Regions from separate parts of the Homo sapiens genome. Here region 1 is linked to region 2. Evidence: chromatin loops called from intact Hi-C (ENCODE). Cell type or tissue: IMR-90. All regions are shown on one strand. Each heading gives the region's core, and the rest is flanking DNA. Links, peaks and the distances in the headings are about the cores only.

Region 1 (5,361 bases), core at 145-5,144, 170 kb before region 2:
TGTAAGTCCCCTAAATTAGAGGAAGTACAGAAATAATAGCAATAATGATTTGACCTGTCACAAATATTAAGATAGTGCTTAGAGAATACTAACTTGTCTACAGAGAAAAAGTTGTTATACTCTTATCTTAGGTAACAAAATCCATTCTGCAGCTGAACTCCAGGGAGAAATGCATGGAGTGACCCACTAGAGGTCCCTTCCAACTAAAAAAAGTTTGAATAGTTCAAAGGATTCAGCCTTAGTGTGTTGGCATTCGTGACTGCAAAGCAACTACCGGGCCAGAAGGGGGGACCACACATTTCAATTCCTTAGGAAGATTGTAGTTTCACTCAGAATATTGGTCACATTTCATTCCTTTTAAAGAAATCTCTGTGGGACATTCACTCAATTAGTCCTAATTTTCAGATTTGGTGCTATAATAATACAGTATCATATAATACCCTGTGACTGTAGCTGTGCTTTCTAGAAAATTTTTAGCTGTTTTCAAGTGTCTCGAGCAGTATTTTGCAAGGTACATTTTTTCTTAAAAAGGAAGAGTGCCTCACTAAGTTTTTCCTTGCAAAGCTGATGGAAGTGGTGGGTGGAAGAGGTAGGGTACACGTTTTTTGATAGTAGGCAACTTGGTAGAAAATGATTATGTTTCCATATATTATCTTTGCAGAGTTAGCAGTACAAAATGTAAGTGCAATAAATTGGTGTAAAAGCCAGATAGTAAAGGGACTAAAAGTCCCTATGGAGATACCAAACTGTCACTTTCTTGTAATGGTAGCAAAAGATAATTGTAGACACAAATACAGTAGAACTGAATTGGCACCATTTTCCTTCAAAATTGGGCTGCTGCCTCTTAGTTTTTCTGAAGAAATTGGTTACTTCCTCTGCTTCAAAAGTATGGCATGAACCATTACATTAGGTGGGAAAAGATCTGTCTTTTATTTTCCTTCAGTACCTTTTTAATTAGAACACATCAAAGAGCAAAAGGGGATGAGATACAACCCTATGTGATTGCATTTTCCAGTCAATTGTTGGGTTTCTTTTAAGTTTCTGAGCTCTGCATTGACAATCTGGCCTCTGGCATAAACTTTACCCTCCTGGTTATGACATAATGAAGACATCTGCTCAAGCATACCCCTTTCTTCACACAACTGGTTTTACGGTTCTCTAAAATGCAAGCATAGAGCCGTGCAAGTACTATTACACACGGGATGATGCTCAAGTCTCAGGTGAAACTGGAAGAGATTTTTTTTCTCTCTCTCAAAGTAAAATCCTAAGGGTTTTCCTTTTCAGGTAAAGCTTTCAGCAAGAAAAGAAAGGAAATAAGCAACCCTTGGCACTATTCATATAAGCATATTTGTTAGTCCTTCTTGGAAGAGTTGTACATTAACTAGGCATATCCCTGGGTTCCTTTTTCCAACACAGGGAGGAGTTTGCAACCCCCTGGATAATTAACCACTCAGAAAGCCCACATTTTGATCTGCACCCCTCCAGAGCAGCCATATATGTACACAACAGCCACTCCTGCAACATTCTTGCAGGGAAAACCTCTTCCTTCTTTCCCACTGTGTGCTTTACGAAGTGAAAGTGAAGATTCGCAGAGACACGGTCTGATACACCTCTATAGTATGACTATCATCATTTAAATTTTTTTTTTTTTTAATGGGAGTAGGAGACAGAAATGTGTGGCTATTCCAGATGATTAAACTTCTTGGTTCTTGAATGTTCTGAGTCATAGTTAACTCAGGTGGCCAGCCCTTTGCACTGACAGAGACCTGCATTTAACTCCCCATAAAATATGGATTTTATTGCAGCAGTGACACTTCTTAGCACCACGCTGACCTCTCCAGCATCTCCCATCTCGAGATCTACGGTAACTCATGACAGAATATCTAACTACGGAAGAAGTAATCTCAGCTCTGCAACTGCTGCAGTCCACAACATTGCAGCGTCCCTTTTTATTAAATTCTGGGATTAACGCATTGGGGGCTCCAATTTTCCAGCATCTGGCACCGAAAACCAAGCGCACTCCAACCACTCTCCAATCAGTCCGGGGAAGGCTTTATCCCCCAGATTTGAGCCTGGCCAGCCGTGGAGGAGCACGAGCGAACTGCGCCTTCCATATGACTTTTCCCTGGACAGTGTGCTCCATTTTCGGAGTCCAGTGTTGGACTTTCCTTGCAACCTAAGCATTTCTGTCCTAGATGAGCCGGCAGGCGTTGCCCGGAACGTGCAAGCTAACAGTTTTCTTTAGCTCCTTCTACCAGCCAAATCGTCTCTTTAGTTTAAGTTTTCCTTACTGGGAGCATTCCAGAGTTTTCAGACTACCTGATTTTCTGCTTTACCCCAAAAGCTAAGAAATGTAACTCAGCCCAAGCAGTCACCACGCAGACCCTTATGATGCGGGCAGGTGGAGATAAATCAAGCCCCAAACGGCTCGGCGGGACCTGCACGCACCAGCGCCCTTTGGTAATTGACCAGCCAACTTTGCAAATGCCAGAGCTCCCCTGGCAGCCTCTGCCGGCGTAGAGAAAGGCAGCGGGTTCTTCTGCGGCGGCCCGCTTCCCGGTGCCCCCACCCAGCCCCACGGCGGATCGGTCTTACCAGGAGGCGGAGGAGCGGTGCCCAGGCTCCCCGGGAAGCGGCGTCGGTCCTGAGCAGCGGCAGCAGCGCCGCCCGCGCAGCCGGACCCGCGCGCCCGCCCCGACCCGGGCTCGCAGGCTGAGAGCATCCCTCCCAACTCCGGCGCGGCACCCACCGGGCGGAGAGGGCTCTCTCTCTGATTGGCTTCTATCAACGCTACAGAATTAAAAAAAAAAAAAGGGAGATGTATGCATAGCCAACGGAGCCCGAACCCACCTCTGCTCGCCTTCCTGCGCCCGCGGAGACCCTGCGACCCGCCCAGGCTGCTCCTGCCTCCGCCGCCGCCGCCGCCGCGGTCGCCGGCTCTGCCGTTCTTGCTGTCGCGGCTGAAACTGCAGCTCTTGGGATGCGAAGGTTACGGGCTCGGGAGAGCTGGCTCTTGTGGGCACACACTGATTTGCAAGTGAATGAAGTGGGAGGGAGCAAAGAGAGGAGGACTTTGTTAAAGAGGCCCAGTGCCTGCCCCCGCCCGCCCCCTCCCCTTGACAGAATGACTCCCAGTGTTTGAAGTCCTGAGCAATTCGCTCCCTGGAACACTCCTTCAGCCCCAGGCTTTCCCTTGCTTTCTTTCTTTCTTTCTTTCTTTCTTTTTTTTGTTGGAGGGGGTTTAAGATATACTCAGAACTTGTATGACTCCGTCTGTTTCCTCTTTTGTACTATCAAAATGCACCTTGTGCTATTATCAGCAATGGTCTGATGTTCTTTTTTTTTCACCGACCAAGCAATTACAATTCCCAGGGACACAGTACCTCGTCACTCTATCAGTTGGCCAGCTTCGTGTGATAGCACGTATAACATGCACACACATAAAACAAGCCGGTCTCCTGAGATGACAATACCGATGGCTTTTCTTTACAACATAAACAGGCGTTCTCCAGATGCAAGCAGACATGGATAGATTCATACATGTCTTTCCTTCTCTCCTCCCAGGAAGACACGCTTTCACGTAGCCCCATGATCTCTGTTACTCTTTTGGAGTGACCCCAGGATGTCGTAGCATGAAGCCATGCTTCCCTGGGCTTGCAGAAACACTGAAAACCCAAACCCTTCAGGCTTGCCAATGACTTATGACTGATGCCATCGTTCTAAATGAATTGATACAAGCATACAAAAGACTTGCAGAAGAGGGGTGTACAATGATATTCAAGGTCTGCTTAACGTTCGAAGATCCTTCTGGAAAGTTGCCGAAGTTGGATAACCTTCAAATTAAACTCTTTAGTACACATAGCTGTTTGAATGGCTAGATTGATAGTTACAAAGAGGTAATATCTAATGTTAAGGTACTAAGCCACAAAAATGTGAAACATGTCAAAGTACCATTAAATGAGAGTAATGATTTTCTACATAGGAGACATAGGCATGATGGAGTCAGCCACTGTTGGATTAGGAAAATTAAATCTAATTACCACAGTGATTGCACCCAGGGTCACTAGCCTCCCAAACCAGCTGTTCGCCTGTGCTGCAAGTTCTCAGGGAGATTTCCATTGCACAGAGCTCTAAGAAATGCCAGGCTGCTTGGCCTCTGAGTAGTTAAACTGGCTGGAGGTTGGTCCTGTTCCCAACTGAGCTCTTACTAGAAAACCTTTTGTTTCTCCAATAGAAGTTCAGGCATTTAAATAAAGCCCAAATCAAAAGTATTCCTTTAGGCAGCCAGTGCTTCAAAGAAGTGTGCATGGAATGGTTTTAGCACAGATGTTCTGCACATGGAAGATGGAAAGATTTGAGTTTCTTTCTGGAAAAGACCTTCCCCAAATGAAGAATTGCTACCAATTTGTGAGAAGAGGCTGAACATTTTCTTTTTATAGAGCTCTTTAAACACGTATGAAGTAAGAATGGGGGAGAAGAAAGCTGCTTTAGATTCATAGTCCATTCGTCAGATTATGAATTTCTTATACATTTAATTGGAAATATTAGCTCTGTGTGTCTGTGTAGTCCTTTACTGTTTACAAAGTACTTTTGTAGACTATTTTATTTAATTCATCCTTCAATAAGTGGTGTCATATTTTCCCAATTAAGACAGAGAAAACAGACTGATGAAGAGACAACAGAAGTTACATAACATGTCCAAGGCAGTGAAACTGGAACACACAAGAAGCAGAAATATTATTGGTAAAAGGGTGTGCAGGTGTGTATGCAGACATAGAGACCCACAGATTATATGTACAGGTATAATTTATTAGCATATGTGGTAGTAGGATAATACATGAATACATAATACGTAAATATGTCAATAAAATAAGTCATATTTTAAGACCACCTTTAGCAGAAAAAATGTGCAAATTGGCTGATTTTTATGGTAGAAGAGGGTTGATAGTGAAGTTGATTTTCTGTCTGTTGAACCAGTTAATATCTCACAAAGGAAACCTCTAATTGTTTGCAATATACTATTCTTCAAACCCCATTAAGCTACATGTCAAAGGTGTTTAGAACAACAACTGTATGAGTGGACAATCCGTTTGCTTCTGAACAGTTCAGGTGGCAGCATGAAATTATATAAAAGACAGCTCTTGTACTAAAGGATTTTATGTGATTTTTGAGGCTTTCTAGTAATATTTGTCACAATAATTATTCATCTTCAAATACAGGATTGATGTAAATATCTAGAATTATTTTACCCTCATTTCAGAGACTAGGAACTGAGAGTTACTGAGGCTAAATGATTACTTGGAGTTGTGTAAGTTCTGTTTCTGGTTTGTTCTCTATCATCACACCAAAACATGTTGGCAA
Region 2 (5,361 bases), core at 142-5,141:
TAAAGAAAGATAGGTTTAGAAATGGAAGAGACTTTGCAAGGTTATCTGGTTAAGTCTACTTTCAGGCACATTTATTTCATAAGGATAGAAAGTTGCCGTCTCATTTTATTTATGAACATTTTTAAATGCTTAATGTATTTTAATGTTATTTTTGTAGAATTTTACATGAAAAAGATTACAAGGTGATTTACATGTATTATAAGTATGCATTGTATGGCAAGACAAAAGAGTAGCTGTTGTCTGTTGCAGAGGTGAATGTATTTATTAGCCACAGCCTAGTTGGGTCTTAATTTCCAAGGTTAATCATTAACATATTTAAAGTAAGGTAATCCACTTTCATTAAAGCCATTAGGACCTATAGGTCCTGACTCAGGAATCTGTCACCTGGCCTACATTCCACAGATCTCATTCTAGGTTTGGCACTGAATTTTAACATTCTTTTTTCTTTCTTAAATCATATTCTCTTAAAAGTGCTGGCTTGTATTTCTTTCTCCTATTTTGTTGCCTCTTTCTCTGTCTCTCTCTCTCTTTAATACATACCATGTTACTAACAAACAATCAATCAAACCCTTTATACATTTTTACAGTTCTGCATTTCTGTTATCCCAAAGGGATTTTATTCCTTCAATATTTACTGCTAGGCCACATTTATCTTTTCTGTTGGGGGAAAAATCATATATCCTTTTTTTTTGTATATACTGTTTTCTACTGCAGTCTTCCTTAGGGACACTGATAGTGCTGAAGTTCATAGCACTTGAGTGGTAGCACATTTTAGAGTGGTGTCACCTGGGTGGCATAAAGGAGTGGTTCCCCATGTGGGCAGGAGGTAGGAGGAGGGTAGGAGGAGGAAGGCTGCCAACATCACTGCCCCAGAATCTTATTTGCTAAAGAAAGAATTATTCTGACACTTGTGAAAATGGTAAGGAAGACTTTATTCAGGACTACTGTGATGAGTGTCAAGACGATTGCAATAGAGTAGAGAGAGTACAGGCTTAACTCTGAAGACAACAAGATCAAATAGGAATTTATAGCCAAGGAGCAGGTTGTCAGGGTGTGGAGGGTGAGTGGTGGGGGAAATAATCAGTGGATGGAAAATGAACAAGAGGAGACATCAAAGGTAGCGAGAACTGGGGGAATTCTCGCTGAACTGACCTAATAGAATTCTTTCTGAAGGCAGGCCAGGGTGACCGAATATGAGGGATGGGTGGGAGTTGGGGGATGTAGAATTTGAATGAAGGGGATTGGATATGAAGTGTGGGGGGATTCTCTCTAGCAGGCTGAACAGGTTTCTTGTTAAAAGTTTGCTGCTGTGTTATGTAGGCCCAGCAAGGATGAGGGGATGGGCTGCAGGGGTTGGGGTGGGGCAGGGATCAAAGCTGAGACCTACTTGAGAAGAGCGCTCAGAGACCTGACTGAAGTTTGGTCAAGGAAATAGTCATTGTCAAATTGTCATGGGGAGCTTTGGTTTGGATGAGAGGTGTGGAAAGTGGGCCTGTCCTGGGTAGTTACCACTGCAATCCAGGTGATTTTGATGTTGATCAATGCCCTGGTTTGTAAAAAAAACAAACAAAATAAAATAACCTAAAATGTCTTCTTTAATTCCCTGATAATCTCAGCTGTTTTCAACTATGTAAATAGTCTTTAATTCACTGGTTTCCAACCCTGGCTACATATTGAAAACATCTGGAGAGCTTTTACAAACTACACATACCTGGGTACCCCTCATTACCCTAGAATTATTGTGAATGCACTTTAGGGATCAGTGTTTTTTTAAAGCTCCCCAGGTATTGTGATGAGCAACCAGGGTTGAGAACCATGCCTCTAACTGAATGCTCCAAAGTTAAATTAATTACAAATGTTCCTTCCCTCTCCCAGAAAATAAAGTAATTTCTATACTTACATTTGGCAAATTCTTAAAGTTTTTTACTCTTGGCTAAGCCAACAAACTTCTCTTAAATTTTTGTCACTGGAAATATTTTCCACATTTTTGCTATTTATGTAGGGAACAATGCAAGCTGCCTCACATCCTTTTTAATCTGGATACCCTATATCAACAAAGGTCTGACTTATTTCTGATACAGGAAGAATAAATATTTCCTGGTCTTTGCATGACTTATTCAAATAAACGAGTTGCTCGAGTTCAAATGACTATTTCTAAATCATCCTTGTATCAGATTTCCTTTTTTCTAAAGAAGTTGTATGAGTAAGGGGAAAGTGAGGCATTTAGCCGATAAGGGCTTGGGTAATCTGCCATTGTTTGTTGGGTGAGACAGAAATTGGTCTAGTGAATTTGTACCACAGAAAATTACTTAGTCTGCTCCAAAGAAGCTGTCAAGCCTGGCTAGGAGCTACCAATGCAGTTCTTTGCTCATAAAAACAGTTGTGAGAGCTATCCTTTTATTCTGGTTGTAAATACTTAACACTGCTAGTAAGCCACCTTCTCAAGGAATTTTGTGGGTTTTCACAGATCCTTTCCTCTTCCCTTTTCATTGTAAACCGTCCTGAAACAAATTATTATTAATAAATTATATTTCTATAACACCTTTCTTCTGCCAGGGCTCCCGGGTGGCAATACATACAGAAATAAAAACGTAAATAAAAGTATTTCTTATACCTCTTAACTCTGCCTGTTGTCCAAAGCAGCCACTATTAATCCCAAGAATTTCAGAAGTATTTTGAAGTAAGTTCCATAAAATCCTCCAATCTTGGAGGATGGCAGTCTGTTAGGATGATGTATTTGTAAGCTAAAGAGCTTTACACTTTAAAAACAACCAAGATACACATAAAATCTGACTATTTTGATAGAGCTTTAGAAGAAAGTTAAAATTATGTCTTATGTATTTTTGGGGAAAAATTTATAAATATATACATATGTTAACTAAGAAAATTACGGACTTGGTTTAAGTAACTAGTCATTATAAAATTCAGAGTGCTAAGACTAGATTATAATTTTAGTCAAAGAGTATTATTACCATAAGTTTTTGATAAAGATTGAATAACTGTGATGAAAATGGTAGGGGTCAATCCCATTACTGGGTATATACCTAAAGGATTATAAATCATTCTCTAAAGACACAGGCACATATGTGTTTATTGCAGCACTATTTACAATAGCAAAGATTTGGAGCCAACCCAAATGCCCATCACTGATAAATTGGATAAAGAAAATGTGTCACATATATACCATGGAATACTATGCAGCCATAAAAAAGAATGAGTTCATGTCCTTTGCAGGAACATGGATGAAGCTGGAAACCATAATTCTCAGCAAACTAACACAGGAATGGAAAACCAAACACCGCATGTTCTCACTCATAAGTGGGAGTTGAACAGTGAGAACACATGGACACAGGGAGGGGAACATGACACACTGGGGCCTGTCGAGGGGTGGGGGAAGCAAGGGGAGGGATAGCATTAGGAGAAATACCTAACACATGTGGGGTTTAAAACACAGATGATGGGTGCAGCGAGCCACCATGGCACATGTATACCTATGTAACCTGCATGTTCTGCACATGTATCCCAGAACTTAAAGTATAATAAAAAAAGAAAATGGCTAGGGTTAGTGCCTCTAGCAATTTTTAAATACTTATCTTAATCCTCAATGCAAAAAGCTAAGAACTTGGAAATGACATAAAAACAAAATACACAAGATATAGCACAAAGTGTAGTGTGGGTGAAGGTAGTTAGAATATATGGAATTATGTCAAAGACATGAATATTTGATATACAGATATAAGCTTTCCATAGAGTACAATTAAACTATTAGGACTCCATAAACATAAAAATGTGCTGTTTCTTTTTCCTTAGACCACTTAGTACGTTTTAAATAAACTCGCTTTTCTTTTTAACCTTGCACATTAGACATAAGAAACTGTCATGTCTGCATTACTTGGATTATAAACATGAACCAAAGTCTGAGGCAGGCACTTTGCACAGATTCTTTAGAAGTGATTGTTCTCGCTGGAGATTACCCAGAGTTTAGACGTTTCCCTGATTTGAGTCACTCTGGGATTTAGGCTGTAGCTCACAGTAACTGAGTCCTCTGAGGTCACTTGTTATACCTGATACCTTTTAAAAAGTCAATATTTAGGACCACAGGTTTAGAAGAACCACAGTTTGCCTGAAACCAGTTGATGATAATGTTTGTTTGTTTTCAGAGAATCCTTCACACTGACATCATTCTCAAAATCAGCAGGGCAATGATGAAGTGGTTAATCATTTGTTCTTTAACCTTACAATATCTGGACCTATCATTAATCATCAGTGTCTGTGGGTGTGCTTGCATTTTTTTGGATTTGTGAGTTATCAAAAAAAGAAAATGTAACTAGTGAATAATGATTAACAGAAAGTATATGGAGAAATATTGGTGCTGTCAGTTCATTGCTTTGTGCTTAATTTTTGCTAGTATTCATTACTACAGAGGAAACTTTGAATGATTTCATGTCAACACTGTGACAAACAGTTCAATCCTTCAGAAATATTCATAAAATACTTGCAGCTATTAAAGTCTCACTGTGGCATACAATGGTAAATGGTCTTTCTCTATTGGTCTGTGTGTGTGCCTATGTTTAAACTTGTGAATATATCCCATCGACTGAAGAATATTTTATGTGCAAGTATTTCAAGGTCCTGGGTGAATTTCTTTCTAACTGTATATTTCCACACAGTTTAAAAATTATGTAGATTACATCTCTAAGCCTGACTCTTTTAAGCTTCTTTCAAGTTTGGATTTGTCTCAGTTAAAATTTCAGGGAAAATTTCCAACCTGAAAGGGGTGAATTTCTCCTTATACTTTCCAGCATCAGAGATGAAACCACCTAAGGTTTTCTCTGGTCTTGAGGCCAAATGCCACCCACATAGTGGTCACAGTGAGCAGAATTGCTCTACCACCTTTTTCTCTGCTAAATCTGCAGTTTATCCTCTTCTACAAATTTATATCATGACTTGACTGGTCTTCTCTTTTTTTATTTGCATAAATTTAGAGGGTACAAGTACAGTTTTGTTATGTGGATATATTGTGCAGTGGTGAAGTTTGAGATTTGAGAATAGCCATCATGTGAATAATGTGCAGTGTAACCACTAAGTCATTTCTCATCCCTTATCCCCATTCCACCCTGTACCCTTCTGAGTCTTCAATGTCTATTATTTCACCATGTCCATGTGTACACATCTTTTAGCTCCCACTTATAAGTGAAAATACGTGGTATTTGACTTTCTGTTTCTGAGTTATTTCACTTATGGTATTGGCGTCCAGTTCCATGTTGCTGCAAAAGACATGAATGATTTCATTCTTTTGTTTGCCTGAGTTTCCATGTCTCATATATATGTGATGTGTGTGTGTATATATACATGCATGTA

The links. A loop is a pair of places that touch in the nucleus more often than their neighbours do. Peaks named below come from ENCODE experiments on the same cell type or tissue, not always from the same donor. Only the 100,000 strongest peaks of a DNase experiment are listed, where the experiment ranks them.
Region 1: it touches region 2 in a loop (7-fold over the local background); 3 of 110 quality-filtered maps call a loop at or near these places.

Annotation. Positions count from the first base shown.
Region 1 is chr5:31,191,376-31,196,736 of GRCh38, reverse strand. CDH6 (cadherin 6) reads right to left here and starts at 3,051. Exons shown (of 12, transcript NM_004932.4): 1 at 2,851-3,051. In IMR-90, for the core only: a CTCF peak has its summit at 245 (motif pointing right); DNase peaks (open chromatin) are centred at 246 and 3,026; H3K4me3 peaks cover 3,403 bases; H3K27ac peaks cover 1,921 bases.
Region 2 is chr5:31,020,112-31,025,472 of GRCh38, reverse strand. No RefSeq gene overlaps it. Among named protein-coding and RNA genes, the nearest start is that of CDH6, 170 kb to the left of the region's middle. In IMR-90, for the core only: no CTCF peak of the experiment used is centred there; DNase peaks (open chromatin) are centred at 2,192 and 3,972; H3K27ac peaks cover 408 bases.